Regions from separate parts of the Homo sapiens genome. Here regions 1 and 3 are each linked to region 2. Evidence: chromatin loops called from intact Hi-C (ENCODE). Cell type or tissue: mammary epithelial cell. All regions are shown on one strand.

Region 1 (2,500 bases), 110 kb before region 2:
GTGAGACCCTGCCTCAGAAAGAAAAAAAAAGCCATTCCTCCCTCCTCCCAGTTGGGAGGATATAAAGTGTGGGACTTCCTCTGTGGGGCTACTTCCCTGGCCTGGTATCCAGCCCCGTCTTGGGAGGGGGCAGCGGCTTACTTGGGGAGCTCAGGAGCCAAGAGCCAAAGGCCTGTTGGGCTCTGACTCCCTGACTCTCCCCTTCTGGCCTTGCCCATCCCTTCTCCCAGGTCCTGTTTGCAGACTGGGAGGCTGGCTGCCTGATCCTGGCTGATTGCAAAGTAAGAGACTGGGAATTTTTTTTTTTTTTTTTTTGAGGTAGAGTCTCGCTCTGTCGCCCAGGCTGGAGAGCAGTGGCATGATCTCGGCTCACTGCAAGCTCCGCCTCCCGGGTTCACGCCATTCTCCTGCCTCAGCCTCCCGTGTAGCTGGGACTACAGGTGCTCGACACTGCTCCTAGCTAATATTTTGTATTTTTAGTAGAGACGGGGTTTTACCGTGTTAGCCAGGATGGTCTCGATCTCCTGACCTCGTGATCCACCCACCTTGGCCTCCCAAAGTGCTGGGATTACAGGCGTGAGCCACCGCGCCTGGCCGGGAATGTTTTTAAGTCTTTTTTTTAAATACATGTTCTATTGTACCTGGTTCCCCGCAGTCTCCCTCACACATGTGTGATGTGCTTTTGTTGGGACCTGTGGCCTCTTGCCAGCCACTACCCTTTCCTTGGGCACATGACCACTAGGGCGGGCACCTGTGGGCCAACAGGGTGTGTCTCAAATGCCACAGCCAGGTTTCTCTTACAGTCACTTTAAAGAGGAAGAAGAATTTTTTTTTTCTTTTAAACAGAAGTTTCTTGGATATTTAGCCTAATAACTCAACAATTTAAAAAAGTTTTATATATAGGGATGTGTGCACACATACGTACACACACATGCACACATATATGTATTTCTCCCCAGCTGAATTAATGGTTGTTTTAGATAATTTTGCTTAACATGTCCTAGTTTGTCACAAAGCTAGGGCCTGAAATAGCCAATGAGAACTGTGCAATTGAGACTAACAGTAGAGGGAGCCCTTTTAACAATAATAACTGGAGAATGTTGTCGGCGGAGGCTTTGCTGACAGCACCACTGTTTGCCTTGCTGAAAGGAGAAATGCCTTCTGCAGTTTGTTTTTTCATTGATGGAATGTTAATACATTATAGTCCTTTCTGTATGCATGAGGGGTTGTCCTGGTGTCCCTGGTGGTATTTCTGAGACCCAGTCGAAAACCCTGAATGTGTCCCTCCAGGCTCCTAGTGGAGGTCACCTTTGAAGCCTCCATTGGTTTCAATTTTATAGCTATGATTTTTACGCAAAGCATATTAGGATTGTGTTTCAAAGTCTCCTTGGAAGAGTAAATTATTTCAGATTGGTAAATCTTTGGGCTTCAGAAGATGAAAGGAAAAGTGTCCTTTTTTGGTAAACATCTGCTGTTTTGAAAAAGAGTGGTCAGTGAGAACTTCAAAGTCAGGGTTGATGTATGTTACAGTTAGGGGAAAATCAGCAAGTGTCTGTATGATTTTCTTTAGGATATTGATAAACATCAGACTTAAATTTAACTTGTTGGTCTTCTTAAAACATTTTTGTTACATTTTTTTTTTTTTTTGAGTCAGAATCTCGCTCTGTTGCCCAGGCTGGAGTGCAGTGGCGCGATCTCGGCTCACTGCAAGCTCCGCCTCCCGGATTCACGCCATTCTCCTGCTACATTTTTTTTTTAAATAAATAAAAATGTGGCCAGGCGCAGTGACTTACACCTGTAATCCCAGCACTTTAGGAAGCCAAGGTGGGCGGATTGCTTGAGGCTATGAGTTTGAGATCATCCTGGCCAACATGGCCAATCCCCTTTCTACTAAGAATGCAAACATTAGCTGGGCATGGTGGTGCACACTTGTAGTCCCAGCTACTCAGGAGGCTGAAGCACAAGAATCGCTTGAGCCCAGGAAGCAGAGGTTGCAGTGAGCTGTGATTGCACTGCTGCACTCCAGCTTGGATGACAGAGCAAGCCTGTCTCAAAAAAAACATGTAGGAAGAGCCAAAGTCCTTTTTCCCCCTGCCCCAGTCCTGTTCCCCCGAGGGCAGTCCCCAGGATGAACTTGGTGTGTATCTCTACTTTGGATGTGCCTCGTGGTGTTTTTTGAGTTTCTAATGTCACCCTCGTGTTGATCTGTTATGCAGGTTGCTTTCTTCATGCAGCATGTTTCTCTCTCTCATGTTTTGATACATGTAGATGTAGTTTATTCATTTTAATTGAAGCCTTATAGTCCATTATTTGCTTATTAATTACTCTATTGATGGACATTTAGGTTTTTCAGCCATTTCCTTTCATAGACAATGCTTCCATGGCTCCTCTCCATGCCTCCTAGCATTCAAGAGCCAGTGTCTCTTCCAGCAAGAATCAGGCCACTTTCTGTAAAGGGCCAGATAAAAATACTTCAGGCTTTTTGAGCCAGATGGTCTCT
Region 2 (2,500 bases):
GACACCCAGTACAGCACCTCCCACCCGCAGAGGTGTTTTGTTTTTTTTTTTTTTTTTTGAGTCAGGGTGTTACTCTGCCACCCAGGCTGGAATGCAGTGGCACGATCATAGCTCACTGCAGCCTTGAACTTCTGGGCTCAAACGATCCTCCTGCTTCAGCTTCCCGGAAAGCTAGGACTGTAGTTGCTCACCACCACATCTGGCTAATTTTTAATTTTTTTGTTTTTGGTGGAGACAGGGTCTTACTATGTTGTTCAGGCTCGTCTCAAACTCCTGGCCTTAAGTGATCTTCCTGCCTTGGCCTCCCAAAGCGCTGGGATTACAGGTGTCAGCCACCATGCCTGGACCTCCTCCAGAGTTCTTGAGCAAGGCCATGCCATTGGTGGCAGCGAATTACATGCCTTTGTGGAGATACAATCACACACCATAAAGTTCACCATTTTAAAGTATGCTACTTTAAAGTGTAACAGTTTTTAGCGTATCCACAAAGTTGTGCGCTGATCACCACTGTCTAATTCCAGAACATTTCCATCACCCCCAACAAAAAACTTCATATCTATTCGCACTCACACCCCAGTTCTGTCCCTGCCAGGGCCCGGCTACAATTAATTTGCTTTCAGTGTTTATGGATTTATCTATCCCATTTATACTTATGTAAATGGAACCATATAATATGTGGCCTTTTGTGAGTGGCTTCTTTCACTTAGCATGATGTTTTTAAGGTTTGCCTATGTTGTAGCATGTGTCAGAATTTCCTTCCTTTTCATGGCCAAATAGTATTCTACTCTGTGGATGCACCACATTTTGTTTATCCATTTATCAGTCCATGGACATTTGGGTTGTTTCTATTTTTTGGCTATTGCAAATAAGGCTGCTATGAACATTTGGGTACAAAGTTTTATATAGATACATGTTTTCAGTTTTCTTCAGTATATACCTGGGAATGGAATTGCTGGGTCATATATTAACTCAATATTTAATTTTTGAGGAACTGCTGAACTGGTTTTCTCAGTGGCTGAACTATTTTACATTCCCACTGTCAATGCACAAGGGTTTTGATTGCCCTACATTCTTGCTAACACTTGTTATTGTCTGTCTTTTTGATTTTACTCCCCCTAGTGGGGATGAATTGGTATCTCACTGTGGTTTTGATTTGCATTTCCCTAGTGAGTGATACTACCACACATCTTTTCATGTGCTCTTTGGCTGTTTACATATGTCCTTTGAGAAATGTATGTTTAGATCCTTTGCACGTTTTAAAATTGAGTTGTCTTTTTATTGTTACTTAGAAGAGGTCTTTATATATTTTGGATATGATTCTCTTATCAGATATTTGATTTGCAAATATTTTCTCCCATTCTGTAGGTTTTCTTTTAACTTTCTTCATGATGTTCTTTGAAGCACAAAGGCATTTAATTTTGAAGAAGTCCAACTTATCTATTTTTCATTTTTACTTGTGCTTTTGATGTCAGATCTAAGAATCCATTGCTCGATCCAAGATCATGAAGGTTTACTCCCATGCTTTCTTCCAAGTCTTATAGTCTCTTAGTTGTTACATTTTATGTCTTTGATCCACTCTGAATTAATGTGTACATATGGTGTAAGGTAGGGGGCCTAACTTCATTCTTTTGTATGTAGATATCCAGTTTTCCCAGCAATTATTTTTGTTGAATAGTCTATTCTTTCCTCTATTGAGTTGTCTTGGTGCCCTTGTCAAAAATCAGTTGACCATGGCTGGGTGTGGTGGCTCACACCTGTAATTCCAGCACTTTGGGAGGCCAAGCCAGGTGGATCACCTGAGGTCAGGAGTTTGAGATCAGCCTGGCTAACATGGTGAAACCCCATCTCTACTAAAAATACAAATTAGCTGGGGGTGGTGATGGGTGCCTATAATCCCAGCTACTCGGGAGGCTGAGGCAGGAGAATTGCTTGAACCCAGGAGGTGGAGGTTGTAGTGAGCCAAGAGTGCACTACTGCACTCCAGCCTGGGGGACAGAGGGACACTCCATTTCAAAAAAAAAAAAAAAAAAAAAGGAAAATCAATTGACCATTAATATAAGGTTTTATTTTGGACTCTCAATTCTATTGATGTATTTCTAACCTTATGGCAATACAATACTGTCTTGATTACTGTTGTTTTGTAATAAGTTTTGAAATCATGAAGTATGAGTACTGCAAGTTTGTTGTTTTTCAAGATCATTTTGGCTATTCTGGGTTTCTTACATTTCCATATGAATTTTAGGATCAGCTTGTCAATTTCTTCAAAAAAAGGCAGCTGGGGTTTTTATAGTAATTGTGTTGAATCCATTGAGTATTAGGGGGAATATTTCCATCTTAACAATATTAAGTCTAATAATTCATTATCCCAAGATATCTTCCAATTTATTTAGGTCTTCTTTGATTTCTTTCAGTAATGTTTTATAGTTTTGGGGGTGCATGTCTTGCTCTTTTTTGTTAAATTTATTTCTAAGTATTTTATTCCTTTTAGTGCTATTGTAAA
Region 3 (2,500 bases), 92 kb before region 2:
CTGCCTTTGCTGCGTCTTGCTGAGTGGTTCAAGGTTTCAGATTGTTCCTGACTGCAGACGCTCTCCGTGGCCTCTCGATGTGGATGCTGTCTGCCAGCTTCTCTGCAGTCAAGCCGCTCCTTTTCTCTTTGTAATTACTAGCATTTTGGAGGAAGTACTTTGTACAATCGAAGTACCCTGTGCTTCACTAAGTTTAATCATTTGTTTGTATCATTATGGGCTTGTGCCTTCCACTTGGACTCTGTGGGCTGTAATCTCTTACTGCCATGATTTTCATGCGCAGATGGCCTCAGATTTGGCTCTGGAGAGCTCCTTCAAGCTGGCTTTGTGTCCTTTCAGCCTGCGCCCAGCATTCTTTGAGCTGTTCCTTGCTTTCTGGCTCATCCTGTTCTTTCCCTGCTCCAGCCCCAGAATCAGCCATTTCCCCAGGAGACCTGGGTCCTTTGATTGGAGAATGGAGTGTTTGCCACTTTTGGAGGTTCAGCTCTCAGGTCATCTCAGTGAACAGAGCTAGAGGGGGAAAATGTATGTGTCTGTGTTTGTTATATATGCGTGTGTGCATGTCTGTATGTATGTGTGTATATATGTGAACGTGTATGTGTGTCTGTAAGTGTGCATGTGTATATATGTGTGTGCATGTCTATGTGAATGTCTGTGTCTGTGTGTGCATGTGTGTATGTTTATGTCTGTATTGTGCATGTCTGTGTATGCGTATGTGTGCGTGTCTGAGTGTATACATGTATACGTGTGCATGTCTGCATGCATGTGTACATGTGTATATATGCATGGCTATGTCTGTGATATATGTGTATGTGCATGTCTGTGTATGTGTGTGTACATGTGTGTGTGCAAATGTCTGTGCCCTCCCTACCTGGTCTCCCTGGCCGTGTGGGTGCCCTCTCCCTCCTGTGCTGGGCTCCTGCCTCCATTCTCCCTACCCCGGGCTCTCCCACCCCCAGCCTAGTGTACATGCTTCCCTGGCATTGCCCACTTCATGGCTTCAGGACCAAATGGCTCAGGAGGGAAGATCAGTTACTGACTTTCCCCTGGAATGGGCATCTCATAAGGTGAAGACCAGTGCCTCTCATCTCCCTCTCGTGGCTAGCATAGCAGTGGACGTTAAGTGCATGTCATCAACTGTTGAAGAGATGAATTTCATCGCCAGTTGAACAGAAGTTAGAAGAGAAAGGGGGAAGTGGAAGGGAATGAATGATAAAATGTGGGGAAGCACTTGCCAGAGGTGAAAAACGAAGCTATGTGCATTTAGGGGAATTACGGACATTTTTCATGCTGTAGCCTCTGGTGAGCCCCATGCTAACACCAGGGGGTGCTTTAAGCCCATCACGAGGCCTCTGAGTGCTAGGGAGCGGGCATAGTTCTCTTGTAATGTGGTTTTCTGCCACAATTTGGACATTTGTCGTTTGGACAGTAATATAGATTTCTGAGTAAAATGTGATAAGAACGAAGTTTACTAGCTTTCTGATCTCAGTTAATGCGACATTGAAAGTCTGTTTTTTAGAGGTGCTTTGTACTTTTCGTAAAGAGCGTGAAGCTTGACCTTCTATGAGTCTGCACTTGAAAAGGGCTTTCATGTGCCAGGTAAAAAGGAAACTCACAATATTGGCAGTATTGTTGAGATCAGGTGTTTTTTTCGGTTTGTTTTTGTTTTTTTTGGTGGGGGGAACAACCAAAAACAATCCTACAAGTATATTGTACATCAAGAAAAAATAGGTTCTTTTGAAAAGAACCAAAGTCAGATTTGCTGTAGACTTCTCTGTGGCCCTAAATGCCAGAAGAAAAAGGAACAGTTGCTTCAACATTTGGAGAGAAAGAAACTGACCCAAGATTCTTACTATTTAGCTAGATTGTCATTTCATACATAAAAACAGTGGAAGACACATCCAGATAATGCAAGAGCTCAAAAAAAGATTGTTCTTATATTCTTCCAAACCTAAGCCTAAGGAAAGCCTGAGTGTGGGCCTGGGATGACCAGCGCAGTGGCCACTCGCCCATGTGGTGGGGGTATTAGAAAACTGACGAATCCCAACTGAAATATATCCTAAGTATAAAACACACACCAGATTTCAAATATGGTGTTGGAAAAGAAGAATATAAACTATCTCATTAGAAATTATTATATTGATTACATGTTGAAATGATTTTGTATATATCACATTAAATAAAATTTATTGAAACTAATTTCATCTGTTTCTTTTTACTTTTAAAGTGAAACTAGTAGAAAATATTAAATTACGTATATGGCTTGCATATTTCTATTGGGCAGCATTGGTATAGGTGAAATGAATTAAAATTGATTATTGAAACTGATTAAGCATATAGAATTGAGTATAACTACAGAATTGAATGCAAAATCCCTAAACTAGTTCTTGAAAAAATAGTTTTGTGGAAGAATAACATAATAATAATAGATGGTAGGGTTGAGGGAGTCAAGGGAAGTAAAATCACATTAAAGTAACATTCATTTAAAAGTTTTTTTCTC

What was found. Peaks named below come from ENCODE experiments on the same cell type or tissue, not always from the same donor. Only the 100,000 strongest peaks of a DNase experiment are listed, where the experiment ranks them.
Region 1: it touches region 2 in a loop (9-fold over the local background); 42 of 110 quality-filtered maps call a loop at or near these places.
Region 3: a loop joins it to region 2, with 10 times the contacts of the local background. A loop is called at or near these places in 81 of 110 quality-filtered maps.

Annotation. Positions count from the first base shown.
Region 1 is chr2:238,356,482-238,358,981 of GRCh38, forward strand. All of the region lies in intron 15 of TRAF3IP1 (TRAF3 interacting protein 1), which reads left to right. Among named protein-coding and RNA genes, the nearest start is that of TRAF3IP1, 37 kb to the left of the region's middle. In mammary epithelial cell, a CTCF peak has its summit at 1,067 (motif pointing right); no DNase peak of the experiment used is centred here.
Region 2 is chr2:238,461,881-238,464,380 of GRCh38, forward strand. No RefSeq gene overlaps it. Among named protein-coding and RNA genes, the nearest start is that of ASB1, 36 kb to the left of the region's middle. In mammary epithelial cell, a CTCF peak has its summit at 1,118 (motif pointing left); a DNase peak (open chromatin) is centred at 1,101.
Region 3 is chr2:238,369,625-238,372,124 of GRCh38, forward strand. The region is part of intron 15 of TRAF3IP1 (TRAF3 interacting protein 1); the gene reads left to right. Among named protein-coding and RNA genes, the nearest start is that of TRAF3IP1, 50 kb to the left of the region's middle. In mammary epithelial cell, a CTCF peak has its summit at 1,324 (motif pointing right); no DNase peak of the experiment used is centred here.